Regions from separate parts of the Homo sapiens genome. Here region 2 is linked to region 1. A link is a contact called in ENCODE Hi-C data. All regions are on one chromosome and are shown on one strand. Each heading gives the region's core, a stretch centred on a gene start or an enhancer-like site at or near the end of the contact. The rest is flanking DNA. Distances are from core to core; before and after follow the strand shown. Region 1 holds the start of XIST (X inactive specific transcript). Region 2 has its middle 24 kb from the start of PBDC1.

Region 1 (7,721 bases), core at 2,128-4,627:
TGCTGAATGCAAATGGGGTTCAGAGTGCTGTCTAATCCAATGGGTAGGATTATTGGCAATTAGAATTTTACTCAATGCAAAGAGTTTTAGGTGGCCAACACAGTACACAAGAAAAGATCACTACTCAAAATTGGGACTGTGACTACAGAAGCAATGACAGAGAAATGGTTTCTCCTTTAAGGGCAGGGGATCGAGAAAATGATAAGTAACTCAAATTGTGGGCAATAATGCTCTGATAGAAAGCTCTCAATTGACATTCCCTAACTTCAACGTACCGAGTAAGGAAATTCTTTGTCCTGAGATCACAGACAAATGGGATTGTATGCATTAACTGAAAATGGTCAAGGAGTCAGTACTGAAGATCAGCAATGCCAAGGGTAAACGGAATATCCCAGTATAATAGGATAAGCAATGGACAACTTATTTTGAGCACTGAATCAATGAAAATTAGAGTGACTTTCGAGAGAAGCTGGGCGGGACTGAGGAACTAGGACTGGGACTGGGGCTAGGGCTGGGGGGTTAGGGGACTGGGGCTGGGGCAGGGCTGGGGCGGGGTGGGAGTAGGGCTGGGGCTAGACTAGGGGTTTGCTGGGAGCAGGGCTGGGGAGGAACTGGATGCTAGGCAGGCAGGATACAACGAAAAATTGAAATACTCCAATATAATAAGTCTGAATAGAGGACACCAGACCACAGCAATTCAAGTTTCCTGTCTGATAAGTAGGTGATTAGTCAATTAGTGCAGCATCAAGGATGGGAACAAAGCAAGGCCTGGACCTGTGTAAACCTTCAAACACTCTTTTTTACATTAGGTCATGAAGTTAAATTTTTTACTGTTTCTGTGCTACAGACTCTTCAAAGGAAAATAGTTAAGTCAATTTCAAAGAAAATGACCAGCACATTTTTAAAACATTAGAAATGATTTGACTTTGACTATCTACTGCCAAAAAAAGGTTAAGGAATTTGTAATGAGAAGCTAAAAACTTTAAGGAATTTTAAGGAACTCAAAACAAAAACTCATTAAATGTAATTAAAGTGAATTCTACAAATAAAGCCTCTTAATACATTTCTATAATAGTCACTTAAGACTTAAATTCAAACACTAGCAAACCACAAAATCAGACTGTATGACTGACATCCAAAAGATAAATATAAATCAAAATCCGACCCCAGCATTAGCCAAGGGGTAGGTGTTCCTCTTGAGGAAGGCAGGAATTCCTCTTCTGCCACCTGTTGGCCAACGATCATCTGTGATCCATTCTGGTCCTTGCCACGGCTCACCACCATGTCCACACCAAGCAGGCCTGGAGCACTGCCCATGGCAACAGTGCAGTGCAGGGCAGACCAGAGGGGGGTAGGGGGGTAGGGGGGTAGGGGGGTGGGGAGGTGGGGGGTGGGGGGTGGGGGTGGGGAGTTGGGGGGGTTGGGGGGTGGGGGGGGAGGTATACTTAGCCTTAGGTGAGGCACCAATACAGAGGAATGGAGGGAGGTTCAGACCACACAGCCAGATATCCAGCACTGCAAGAGGCAGCACTGGACAGGAGGGGACAAATAAGAGGGGACAGAGGTGGAAAGGCTAAATGTCCTTGAAAAGACCTTGAAAACACCTGGTGTACCGCCCACTGGGAGACATACACGTGGCCCCTCCACTTCTTTCTCCTGACTGGCTAAAGACAGCTGCGAAGTGCCATGCTAATTCACCCAGGTCTTCGCTGAGTAGCTGGACAGTGTGTCATCAGTCTAATTCCATCTTCTGCTCTAATTGGCTGTGATCAATTCCACCCCCATTTCTAATTGGTTGGGTTATGCAGCAATCCAGCACTGTCCATCCCACCTTTTCTCCCGCTCTGCGTGGCACTAGGCGGCAAAACCCGCCATCTTTAACAATGCGGCAAGCCCGCCATGATGTCCACGTGACAAAAGCCATGATATACATATGACAACGCCTGCCATATTGTCCCTGCGGCAAAACCCAACACGAAAAGCACACAGCAAAGACAAAGAGGCCCGCCATGTTTTACACTGCGGCAAGACCTTCAGCCGCCATCTTTTCCTGTGTGACCGCACATGTCCACCACCATGCTAACCACTTAACAAAGCCTCGCCCATCATGATGTGGCCTTCCCGCCACTTGAACACTGCGACAGAACTGGATCCGCCATTTTGGACAACCTAACAAAGCACAGCCCGCCATGCTGAGCAATGCCGCAATGTCAAAATCGCCATTTTAAGCCCTGCACCTTAGTCTTTCCTAACCTTCCATTTTTAACTAGTCCCTTGTACTGATAAAAGATGATTCTTACTGCCTCCCGATACAACAATCACGCAAAGCTCCTAACAAGCCCCAAATCAATTCATTCAGATAGGTTTAGCTCATGCAATGCACATGACTTCCTCTGCCTGACCTGCTATCATCCATCTTGCCTCCCTAGTTTAACTTAGCACAAACGACTAGCCCTAAGCCGAGTTATGCGGCAAGTCTAAAATGGCGGCCACTTTTCCTCCACAATCTGAACACGCCCTTAGCTTAACTGCAGAGTCATTCTCTGCCAAAGCGGTAGGTACACTCACACACCACCAAATGATCAGCAGCAAAAAAAAGTGTAGATATTCCAGAGAGTGCAACAACCCACAAAACCAACATTTTTTCATCCATAAAAAGCACCGATGGGCGATGAAAAAAAAAAATCAAAGCAGGTATCCGCGGCCCCGATGGGCCAGAAAAACAAAAATTAAAGCAGGTATCCGAGGCCCCGATGGGCAAGGAAAAATAAAAAAAAAAAAAGCAGGTATCCGAAGCCCCGATGGGCCAAAAAAAGAAAATTTTTAAAAAGCAGATATCCGTCACCCCGATGGGCCAGAGTGTTGGGGGTTCAGAGGGGAAGGGAATCAGCAGGTATCCGATACCCCGATGGGCTAAGGAAAAAAAAATAAAAAGCAGGTATCCGCGGCCCCGATGGGCGAATAAAAAAGAATTAAAAGGCAGGTATCCACGGCCCCGTTGGGCAAAGAAAAAATAATAAAACCAGGTATCCGCAGCCCCGATGGGCAAAATATAGAAAAGAGAGTGGAAGAGTAAAAAACTGATCCACAAAAAACAGAGATGTCAACCAAAAATGATTCCAAAGAAAAATTCCTTAAATATTAAAAATTGCCTCAAAATATTCCAAATACTTTCTTTAAAAAAATATGGAGGACGTGTCAAGAAGACACTAGGAGAAAGTATAGAATTTAAAAAAATATTTTATGGAATTTAGGTGATTTTTTTAAAGAAATACGCCATAAAGGGTGTTGGGGGACTAGAAAATGTTCTAGAAAGAACCCCAAGTGCAGAGAGATCTTCAGTCAGGAAGCTTCCAGCCCCGAGAGAGTAAGAAATATGGCTGCAGCAGCGAATTGCAGCGCTTTAAGAACTGAAGGGGGGGCTGAGGGCGGAGAGAGCATAAGAGGCGTGGCCTAGAAGATTGAAAGCCGGACATCTTTGTGATTTGGTTGGTTCAAAATTTACCCAGTAAGGACAAAAAAGGGAAATTTCAAGAAAGCAAAGACATACCAGAAAGAACATTAACTGGAAGTAGACTTCATTTCTAGACCAGGAGTCACAACTTCAATGGGTTTTCCAGTTCTCATCTATAACATGGGGACATTGAGTAAATCAAGCAATAATTAATGCTAAAATCCTCCATAAACTGCATAATAAATGTAAAGATGTTAATTCAGCTTGGTTTTGAGAATGGGGGAAGGGATAGGTAGAGCTTTGATGTGTTGATAAAGTATCCAAATATATCATTCAAACCAGAATTTGTAACTCCTCCACCAAACTTTTGAACCAAAGAAGCTAGAAAGGAGTAATACATTGAGGTTAGTACCATCTTCAAGGGACTTCCCATTCCATTATCCCATGTAATAGATAATGGAATATGTATTGCATAGATAATAATAAAGGATTATTCCTGTTTTATACATTAAAATAGAGTCCTATAGAGGTTACATCATGTGCCCGAGGTCACACACCATGATTCAGAGTCAATGTAGTTTTTACTCCAACACTCTACCTTGTATGGCTCCCAACCATAAGAGAACGGAAGTGCTTACGAGTCAATTGGTGAGCAAGAGAGAAAAAGGAAAGAAAGACATTTCATAGAATGGCTATTTGGTTCCTAAATAATCAAGAAAGAGTACTGTTTGTGACCTGTTTGTAATTTTTTAACTATGACTCCTTAATCTTTACTATTTTCCTATTTCCTCCATGAATCTGAGGAACCCAACATTGGACCAACCATATGACACAGTAGTGAAGTTGACCCTCTGTCAGTAACTGATAAGTGGTAGGAAGAAAAAGCTCATATAAAAGCCAAAGCTGCCCTCAGAAACCTGGCTATTTCAGTAGGAAGCAATTAATCTCATAAACTCTTCTATGTCATTCGAGAAACAACAGAGAACCAGAAGGGAGACAATGGCAACTTAAGTATTATAGAGCAACTTCTAGAAAGTCAAAGGATACATTACCCTCCCACTGGCTGAACTGGAAAGTGTAACTATCGACCCAAATCTATCAGGTAAGCTTGCTCTTCAGTTTCCAGAAAAATAATAAAGTATGCAAATTTTCTTCCTTAAGAAATACCTTCCATCTTCTAAGTGTCCTTGGATCAAACAAAAAAAGTAATCTGACTTGTCATTCCAAATGAGGGTTATTGTATTGTAAAGTGGTGCAATACAATGGTACCTTTGAGAAAACAATGCTTAACAAAGAGAGAAACTACCTACAGTGACACCTATGAAGCAGCTATCAGAAAGACTGGATTACCAAACCTCTAATACAACTTTATCTACTAGAAGTTTCTACAAGTGTGGAAATGTTCTATACTTTTAAGAAATTTGGTTGGCCGGGCGCGGTGGCTCATGCTTGTAATCCCAGCACTTTGGGAGGCCGAGGTGGCTGGATCACCTGAGGTGAGGAGTTTGAGACCAGCCTGGCCAACATAGCGAAACCCCGTCTCTACTATAAATACAAAAATTAGCCGGGCATGGTGGCAGGCACCTATAATCCCAGCTACTTGGGAGGCTGAGGCAGGAGAATCACTTGAATCCAGGAGGCGGAGGTTGCAGTGAACCGAGATGGTGCCACTGCACTCCAGCCCGGGCGACAGAGCAAGACTCCATCTCAAAAAAAGAAAAAAGAAATTTAGTTGGGGAAAAATTTTCTAAAGACTCAAGTAGCATCAAATATAAAAGATTGATAAATTTGACTCTGAAATTAAAACCTTTTGTTTCACAAAAATACCTTTTCAAATAAAAAGGCAAAAAGACAATTTATAAACTGGTTGTCCTGGGTTTCTGTGACCAGGCCCTGGTTCCAGGTGGGCAGCCACGCTAGCAGATCACTCTCATTGGTTGTCATTGGAGTTTTTTAAATGGTAACTCTTAAGGCTAGGCATGCAAAATGGTGCTGATGTGCCGTTATGGGGTGACACTCACATTGGACACAGGACATGTTCAGAGCTGTGGCCTACCTAAATCCACTGTTGACCCTTAGGCTAAAGAAACTGCAAAAGCAAGAAATTTATAATTTCAATACAAAGAGGTTCCAGAGTGCCATTGCAAAAATGGAAGTAGTACAGTGTTGCTATGTTTTTCTCATAGAGGGAGATGTGAAATTAGCCAGGAATGGTGCATTTGACAATAAACACAAAGAGATGATTTCTGGACCTAAAAAGGAAGATATGGTGCAAGGTCATTATAAAAATTGATATGTGAACTGTTGAATAAACAAATACGTAAGCATCTCTTCTCCACCTGGTATTCTAAATTTTCATTGATAAATCACTACACCTCACATGGGCCCATGTATTTGTAATATATTTTTAATCAAACTGTTTACATTAAAAGGAACTTCTGAAAAATATTTGCCTAGGCCTTTGCCCTAGAGCAGTCCTGCCCTCTTCTGCCATTTATCACCTTCAGGTTTTACTTACTCCCCTGCCCTCACTAGCTTTCAATTCACTTTACTTCCTCCTCTTCCCGACCTGGCCTCACCTTCACTACTGCTTGGCTCCATTTTATAAACCTGTTAGGATCAGAAGTATGGAAACTGAGACACTAGAAGGAAAAGTGACTTGCTCAAAGTCAATTAGCTAGTAAGAGTTGGGCTCTGATGGGGATATTTCAGGCATATTTTCTGTGGCCATGCCATAGCTGTGTTAGCATCCTCTTCTTTGGGCTCCCAATCACATGGCACACAATAGGAAGAAATCAGGTCCTCTTTTTAAAGATTCAGATTATTCCAGTTCTAGGATTGTCACTATGTTCATCTGTACATCCTCTCCTCTGCTAAATTAGGCCCAAAAAAAGCCGGCACTGTCGACTTAGCCACCAGATGGCAGCATAAAATCACCAAAGAAGCACTGAGCCTGTCTGCAGGAAAGGAGCCAAAGTTGTATACAGGGCAGGACCAGAATCTGATATAAAGGGGGGAAAGTCTGATTCATACAAGGTCAGTATCAGAAGAAAGGGTCAAAGAAAAGTGCTCAACCCCCTCTAATTTGAAGAGCCCCTCCCCCCACTAAACAGGAGTCTGTCCTTGGCTTCAGGGCTATGCCATTTAAAGAGGACTTTGATAAAGCCTTCAGGATCTAATTAGCAGGCTGGTGGGGGCCCTCCAAATCATCACCAGTGAAAAGCAGTTAAAGGGACCAGGACATATTATGGAAAAGAAAATAAAAGACCTGGGGAAGGGCTCTTTACAACTCAAAGGGCTGTCTGCAATGGGGGAAGTTGATGAATAGTCCTGTTGTGTGTAGTTCTAATAAATAAAGACGTCTGAATACTCTGAGCTGTCCAAAGATGGAACAGTTAACACCTCCAGAACTGGTGAATGCCAGTCTCTGAAGACCTGCAAGCCAATAGTGGATTTTGTGAGGATGCTACAGAGACAATCAACAGATAGAAAAGTTGTGCTATATGCCTTGTAAGGGTCTTCCAAATAGCCCCAAATCCTATGAACCTCATCACAGTACTTGGGCCATTCCTCTAGCCCTCAAACACACTATTTATGATATCCTTCAAAAGTGTATTAGGATGTTGGGAAAGGTTTTCTAGTTTATCAAAAGAGAACACGGGGTTATACATATTAAAGCTCAGTGAGTATATGCTTAACAATTGTATACATAGTTCACGTCAACATTAAAAATACTGTAAATGGGCTGGGTACGTTGGCTCACACCTTTAATCTCAGCACTTTAGGAGGCCAAGGCAGGAGGATCTTTTGAGGCCAGGAGTTCGAGATCAGCCTGGGCAAAATAGAGAGACCTCTGTCTCTACAAAAATAAAAAATATAAAAATTAGCCAGGCGTGGTGGTGCATACCCGTAGTTCTAGCTTCTCAGGAGGATGAAGCAGGAGGATTGATTGAGCCCAGTAGTTCAAGGATACAGTGGGCTGTGATTGCCCCACTGAACTCCAGACTGGGTGAGAAAGCAAACGCTACCTCAAAAAAAATTACAATCTATTAAAAACATCACCAGTGGCCGGGTGCGGTGGCTCATGCCTGTAATCCCAGCACTTTGGGAGGCCGAGGCAGACAGATCATGAGGTCAGGAAATCAAGACCATCCTGGTCAATATGGTGAAACCCCATCTCTACTATAAATACAAAAATAAGCTGCACATGGTGGCACACGCCTGTAATCCCAGCTACTCGGGAGGCTGAGGCAGGAGAATCGCTTGA
Region 2 (7,721 bases), core at 2,553-5,052, 2.3 Mb after region 1:
CGCATGCACAGGCAGGACTGAGCGTGTCCATCTTCGCATTACTCCCGGAGATGACTCTCGGAAACGGTCCGAGGACTAACGTCTTTCTCTTCCTCGCCCTCATTCCTCCCAGTAACGTCCGCTACAAAAGAAACCGTGCACAAAATAAACTCGGGCGGCGGGTAGAAAGGAGACAGCCGAATTCCCTACACCCATGATCAACACGCCCACACCTCCCATCAGGCACGGCGCTCCCGCCTCCCCGAAGAGGCGGTGGAACGTGGTGGTGGGGGGGGTGCTGGGGGAGGGCTGGCGGGGGGAGGGCCGGGGGAAGGAGCGGGGCGGGAACGTCCTTCTGCTACTGCTATGGCTTCCGGGGCAGCACTTCGGCAGACCGCCCGCCTCCCAGTTGCAAATCGACTTCCGGGGCACCCCCACCGGCTGCCCGGTGGGTTCTCTGCTCGAACTTCTGGCGCTTTTCCCTTCCCGTTTATCTTGTTCAGGTCCCTCAGTGGACTGCTCCAGATCTAAAGAGCAGAAATTGGGCCGCAAAGAGAACGTCCTCCCAGACTTTCTCCGTCGCGGTGAAATTATGCCCGTTTGGTGGCAGTATGTATTCACAGATGCGTGCAGCTCTGCTCTTACCCCGCCCTTCGCGTTTAGAAAAAAAGCGCCGTTCCTCAGAGTCAAAACAAAGTTTCTTTCCGCTGTAGAGGCACAGCTTTTAGGGTGGCCTACTAACTCCCGCTTTTTCTTTTCTGAAATCTCTGTGCCAATCTGATGGACAGAAGAGCGACAAAAAATATTTTTAACGTGAGATTCTTTGTTGACTAGCCTGCTTGTAAACTTTCTGACATATGCCTTTTTTTTTTTTTTTTTTTCCATAGGGCTGTGAACCCCTGATATCTGAGAGGTGTCTCAGTCAATTTAGAAAGTTTATTTTGCCAACGTTAAGGACGCGCCCATGACAGCCTGAGGAGGTCCTGACGACACGTGCCCAAGGTGGTCAGGGCACAGCCTGCTTCCATACATTTTAGGGAGACATGAAACATCAATATGTAAGATGTATACTGGTTCGGTCTCTAAAGGTGGGACAACTTGAATTGGTGAGGTGACTAGGAAGGTCATAGGTAGATAAAGACACACTGGTTGCATTCGAGTTTCTGATTAGCTTTCCATATTTTTTAAATTGAAAAATACCCAGTTAATGTCATAACTTATCTTACTATAACTTCAGAATCTAAATTATAACAAGTTTTGTCTAAAAGCATTTATCTCATTACATTTACCTACTTTTTCTAATAGTTTACCTAGATTATTTATGAAACTGCGATAGTCATTTTATTTCCTTTTCAACCATTTTATAGCCTGTGAATTTCAGGTGTTTACCTAAGTAAAAGCCTTAAGATTAAATATATGGTTATTTTACTGAATAATTGGATATTTAGCGATTTTCATTAATCCAATATTAATTTTTTTATCAAAAATTATACAAGCAAAAATTCTGTTTTTGCCGGATTTATAGTTTTGTAACCCGCATGCCAAATTTTTTTTTTAATTATTAAAGGTTCAGGGTACATGTGCACAATGTGCAGGTTAGTTACATATGTGTATACATGTGCCATGCTGGTGTGCTGCACCCATTAACTCGTCATTTAGCATTAGGTATATCTCCTAATGCTGTCCCTCCCCCCTCCCCCCTTCCCCCACCCCACAACAGTCCCCAGAGTGTGATGTTCCCCTTCCTGTGTCCATGTGTTCTCATTGTTCAATTCCCATCTATGAGTGAGAACATGCGGTGTTTGGTTTTTTGTCCTTGCGATAGTTTACTGAGAATGATGATTTCCAATTTCATCCATGTCCCTACAAAGGACATGAACTCATCATTTTTTATGGTTGCATGGTATTCCATGGTGTATATGTGCCACATTTTGATAAGTATGAAATTGCTTGATTAATAAATGCAAAAATGTATGCTGGCAATTTTTAAGAAATTTCTGTTATTAGTTTACCAATAATTTTTAAGCAAGCATATGACAGATTTTACTTAAGTCATATAAAGATGAAAAGCATTTGGGCTAATTAATTTATGAGTACTTGTTAAGCCAGTGTGGTACCTTGTGGCCCAAAACACAACAAAATACGTGTACATACATATAAACACACACATACACACTTACACAGCTGTTCCCGGTCCAAACTGAGGGTCAGCCTACTTATTCCTGCTACCCGGTAATGAGATGCAGATGAACTGGGAAAGAAGAGAGTTTATATAAGCTCAGAAAACTTTGTAATTTTTACTTGGTCTGCCAATATTTTCGAGGCCTTCTCCCTGTGGAGAGACTGTCGTCAGACCAACTCAAAATTACAAAGTTTTCCAAAGCTTATATACCTTTTAAGCTATATGTTTACATATAACTTTGCATTCATCTAAAGACATAAGTTATTAACTTCTTTTAATCTACAACTAAGTTCTCAGTTTTGAAGACCTTCCTCTGGAGCCTCAGTAAATTTACTTAATCTAGATGGGTCCAGGTGCTTGGGGTGATTACCCTTATCTTGTCTGCTGTAAATCCATAGAGGTTTTAGAAGTTCCTTTAGACCACCAGTAAAACTTGTTTGTGGAGGTCTGGGGAGTTTCTTCAGACCTCCAATAAAAACTTGTTTAATCCCAAAGGGGTCCTGTTAAGAATTCCTTTATCTTGTCATGCTTCAAGGCCCAGGAGGACATAGGCAAAATTCTTGGTGGGCTTTTGTTAAATCCCAGCCTTTGTATAAGGGCACTGGCTCTTTCAGCTTTTAATATTTAACCAGTCAGTGCTGAAACAGTTGTTAAGGAGGCCTCCCTGTTCAGCTGTGAGACCTGCCCTGCCACACAACCAAAAATCCTATAGCTTTTACTTCAGAACTCTAGTCATGAGATATTAATACAAACTCATTGGTTTACAAAAACAATAACAAAATGAAATGGATGGATGCAAATGGTGGATTTTATCTCAGTAGAAATGTAACAGCAGACTTAATGCAGGCAAAAAAGAAAGCAGAGCCATACACAGAGAACTTAGGAACTTTATACTCACAGGTGGACCTTTGCGATCTGAATTTTCCTTGCCGTAATTGTGCAGAAAAGGACCACAGTATGTCAATTTTACACAAACATTCGCAAGAAGAGGCGCCATAAAACCAACAGAGTGCCTGAAAGGAGGTCATTCCTGTTTTTCCTCTTTCTTAGATTTATTTTTTGAAGGAAGGAACTTAGCTGTGGCCTAAGGTTTCAGTGGAGTGGGTCCAAGTATCCGGGTTGTGGGCAGGACTCCACAGTGTGTCACCACAGAGTAATTTCCACCTTATGTGTCTCATTTTCTCTCTCTGGAGGTCTAGCACCTATGGGAGGGTCAAAGCAAAGTGATCAGCTCTAATAGGCATTTCCTGGATGAGCTTTTTAAAACTATTTTGTTGTAGGTTCCCTGTAGGGCTGCTGGTTGTCACGGGGGTCAACACCCCCAGACACTCCCACTGGGCTCCAAGTCACCCAGGGGTGCCTTTCTGCTGGGAAGAGCAAAATGCCCTTTCCCTTTGGAGGTCAGGAAACAGTCTCTCATGTATCTATGAAAACAACAGTACAGCTCTTCACGCAGATGCACACACAAAACAACAAGATTAATTTGGGGAGGAAAAGCAATGGAGAAGACACTGTAGAATGCATCTCCAAATTAGAATTCGGATCCTAAACAATAACTTCCTAAGAGGGGAAAAAAGAGAGGGGCAGCTATGACCATTTCCTGTAAACTGTCTTCAGCCACTTGTAATTTTGTAGCTCTCATCTACCATTACACACGCCAAGGTCAAATCCTCTCACAGCACAAGATCCTTCCCCGACCGAACCACTTTACATCTTACATAAAATGATTGATGTTTCATGTCTCACTAAAATGTATGGAAGCAGGCTGTGCCCTGACCACCTTGGGCACGTGTCGTCAGGACCTCCTGAGGCTGTCATGGGCGGGTCCTTAACGTTGGCAAAATAAACTTTCTAAATTGACTGAGACACCTCTCAGATATCAGGGGTTCACAGCCCTATGGAAAAAAAAAAAAAAAAAAAGGCATATGTCAGAAAGTTTACAAGCAGGCTAGTCAACAAAGAATCTCACGTTAAAAATATTTTTTGTCGCTCTTCTGTCCATCAGATTGGCACAGAGATTTCAGAAAAGAAAAAGCGGGAGTTAGTAGGCCACCCTAAAAGCTGTGCCTCTACAGCGGAAAGAAACTTTGTTTTGACTCTGAGGAACGGCGCTTTTTTTCTAAACGCGAAGGGCGGGGTAAGAGCAGAGCTGCACGCATCTGTGAATACATACTGCCACCAAACGGGCATAATTTCACCGCGACGGAGAAAGTCTGGGAGGACGTTCTCTTTGCGGCCCAATTTCTGCTCTTTAGATCTGGAGCAGTCCACTGAGGGACCTGAACAAGATAAACGGGAAGGGAAAAGCGCCAGAAGTTCGAGCAGAGAACCCACCGGGCAGCCGGTGGGGGTGCCCCGGAAGTCGATTTGCAACTGGGAGGCGGGCGGTCTGCCGAAGTGCTGCCCCGGAAGCCATAGCAGTAGCAGAAGGACGTTCCCGCCCCGCTCCTTCCCCCGGCCCTCCCCCCGCCAGCCCTCCCCCAGCACCCCCCCCACCACCACGTTCCACCGCCTCTTCGGGGAGGCGGGAGCGCCGTGCCTGATGGGAGGTGTGGGCGTGTTGATCATGGGTGTAGGGAATTCGGCTGTCTCCTTTCTACCCGCCGCCCGAGTTTATTTTGTGCACGGTTTCTTTTGTAGCGGACGTTACTGGGAGGAATGAGGGCGAGGAAGAGAAAGACGTTAGTCCTCGGACCGTTTCCGAGAGTCATCTCCGGGAGTAATGCGAAGATGGACACGCTCAGTCCTGCCTGTGCATGCGCGTTCGCGTTGTACGGAATTCCCAAGCCAGCTGCGTAGTTTCTGCCTTGAAGCTATTTGGCGAGAAGTTTCGCCTGTTCCTTTACTTTGTGGGTCAGGGCTTGGGTGCTTGAGTGGGAGAAACAGAAAGCCAGCTAGCCCTGGAACCCCTTCTAAGATCGTCATCCACCCAGCCATCCATAAATCTGTTCATCCATGAAACAAATAATCATTGAGCACCCCTTATATGCCAGACACACGTAAGGATGCAAGGGCCGCGTTCTCATTCTAGTGGGTGGGGACAGAGAGTAAACAAATTATCTACTTAATTTCAGATAGTGGTAAGTGATAGAAAATAAAACGGGGTGATATTGTCAGAGGCGTTTGAACCAGAGCGACTCCATTCCGAGTGAGGGCTAGGAAAATGAAGCTGAGGCTTGCTGGGCTGCATTCCCAGAAAGTTAGGTATTCCCAGCCTCTAGATGTTTACGGTTAAGGGAACAAATTAATAACGTTTACTAAACAGACCCAGACTTGGGAGTGTCCAGATATTCCGATATCTGGAGAAGAAAGGCATTCCTAATTTTGCCTTAAAGATAACAACACTGATTCTTGCAAAACATAGTAATTAAGAAAATTAATCCTCTATCACAAACCCTTGTAGCAGAGCACATCTCCTCATATAACAAGCATTGTACCTAGGGTGGACGCATTCCTCCTCTTACTTTTGGGAACGTCCTACTCTGTCTATGGAGTAGCTGCCCTTTCACCACTGTGCTTTCTCAATAAACTTGCTTTTGCTTTGCACTGTGAACTCGCCCTGAATTATTTCTTGCGCGAGATCCAAGAACCCTCTCTTGGGGTCTGGATCAAGACCCCTTTCCTGTAACAATATGACAAAGAAATGCGGTGGATGTTATACCCATTTATACTTGGTGGTCAGACTCGGCTTCTTTCAAAAATGACAGTTGAAGACATTAGGAAGGGTCCTGTATGGCTTTGATGACCTTGATAAGGGTCAAGGCTTCTTCCTGGTTTTGCCTTGTCTCAGGCTTATTAACAGAGACTTAGATCACCACAAAATATTGATAGGTCTGCTGCTTCATTCCCTGCAGTTGCTCCTATACTCTGAAAACTAGCATCAGAGTACAAAATTCTAATAGAAGGACTAAGCGGGGTCAGGAAGTGCCAGCGCTCCAGCGTGAAAAACAAAAGCTGTTAGGTTAGGGCCTTGAGCACTTAGGTTAAAGGCCTTTTTCCACTGACCCCCCCAGGAGCCCAGAGGGATGGGGAAGTCTGGTTTCCTTCTTCTTTGTGGCCTGCCTTCCCTCTGGCCTCCTTGTTCTATGGGTCCTGGGATCTTATCCTTCTGGATTAGGTCATTATGGGGCTTTGCTTTGCTGTAATGGAGCAGCGTGTCACAGACAGACCTCTAGTGCTATCAATGGAAAGCCAGTGGAATTTTAATTCTGAATAAGTGTTTGGAATGGGCCCACGGTGCAGTATCTCCTATGCGGTTTTGGAGGCCTTGTAGAATTGGCACAAGTGACCAGGGCTGTGATAGTTTAAGGAATTCTATGTCTCAGCATGAAGTTAAAACCATGATGACAACGGTGTATAAAACAGTGGGGCTTACTGGTTTCCCTTTTCATCCTCTGAGTGTCCTTTCTGGCCTGTTTCTCACTTTCAGATTTGGGCCCAATTACCTAATTGTGTGAGCTCTATCTCTCTGAGCAAAACTGAAAGTGCAGTTGTGCATAAGGCGGAAGTCCGGGTGGATTGTGTTCTATCCTATTATGTATTAGGCCTATCCGCCTCTTCAGCATGACTGAAGAAATAAGCGTAAACACTGACAACTTATTTCCTCACTCGGATCTCTCCACGCCACCCTCACCAGCAAGGGGAAACCTGTGTTCAGAGGTGGGAAAGGCTAGCAAAAGCCACAGTTTTCTGGCTGGATCATAAAGAATGAACATTGTCTGATCTGGAAACACCCAGGGTCCCTATCCATTTAAACCAAAACATCTTTCTGCCAGGTTTGTAGTCCAAATCTTCCAACTACTCATTTCTCTCAAGCCTTCGTCTCCGTTCACCCTTCTATTTCACAACTTATTTTCTCTCTGCAAGCCTCCAACACTGCCTCCCGACTCCTCACATTCAGCCTCTGACCTTCCTTTCTAATTCGCTGAGAAAATTGCCTGAGAGTCAACCCAAATTAACAAGTCAAAAATCGAACTCTCCCATCTTCCCCTAGAAACCTCCTCCCACTGCAGCGTCCCCCCTCGCCCCACCCCTCACAGTTAAGGCCACTCTTATCCTTCCAATTGTTCATGCTATAGACTTGAGGGTGATCCTTCACGCCACTGTTTTACTCACCCCTCATTTCCATCTGTGAAGAAATCCTTTGAGCTCTCTTGTCAAAATAGATCCAGAATCTGACATCTGACGATGGGAGACATTCATCTCAGGGAAAAGCATAGGTGCCCCTTCTGAGCAGTTTGTCAGATTCGATCTCAGGGATACTGTTGAGTCCTGCAGAGGATCGTGTTTCCCTCTTTACATTTTGGCAGCTAGAAAACTTAAATCCACATCTGTGGCCAACTAGTGCTCAATGGCTTGCTCTTTGTGTTCAAGTTCGTCATCTGACTGGACTTCCTCATTTTAATTTGGACTTCATTTCTTCATCCAATATGTTTTTCAGAAGTTTGAATTCTCTGTATTGATGTGTTTTGTGAGCTGTGTATCTCCTCCGGTCCCAGCCCAGCAATGGCTTCTGATCTCACTCAGAGTAAAAGCCCAGTCCTTGTCCGGTAAGAGCCAA

Evidence for each region. Hi-C counts contacts between places; a loop is a spot of excess contacts on that map. Pooled maps may share reads with other maps.
Region 2: a map of MCF 10A shows a loop between it and region 1 (17-fold over the local background). The contact joins the enhancer-like site here to the promoter of XIST in region 1. A Hi-C loop is called at or near these places in 1 of 168 maps with a recorded cell type or tissue (MCF 10A), 8 of 37 single-sample maps with no recorded cell type and 17 of 50 pooled maps.

The regions. Positions count from the first base shown.
Region 1 is chrX:73,849,337-73,857,057 of GRCh38, forward strand. It overlaps XIST (X inactive specific transcript), which reads right to left and starts at 3,378. Exons shown (of 6, transcript NR_001564.3): 1 at 1-3,378. RefSeq lists enhancers at 1,503-1,552, 1,983-2,232, 2,096-2,597.
Region 2 is chrX:76,145,094-76,152,814 of GRCh38, forward strand. No RefSeq gene overlaps it. Among named protein-coding and RNA genes, the nearest start is that of PBDC1, 24 kb to the right of the region's middle. RefSeq lists enhancers at 211-1,030, 3,354-3,888. Within about 2 kb of position 3,803, at least 25 of the 41 ENCODE cell types and tissues checked have a DNase peak (open chromatin) inside an H3K27ac peak, as active enhancers do.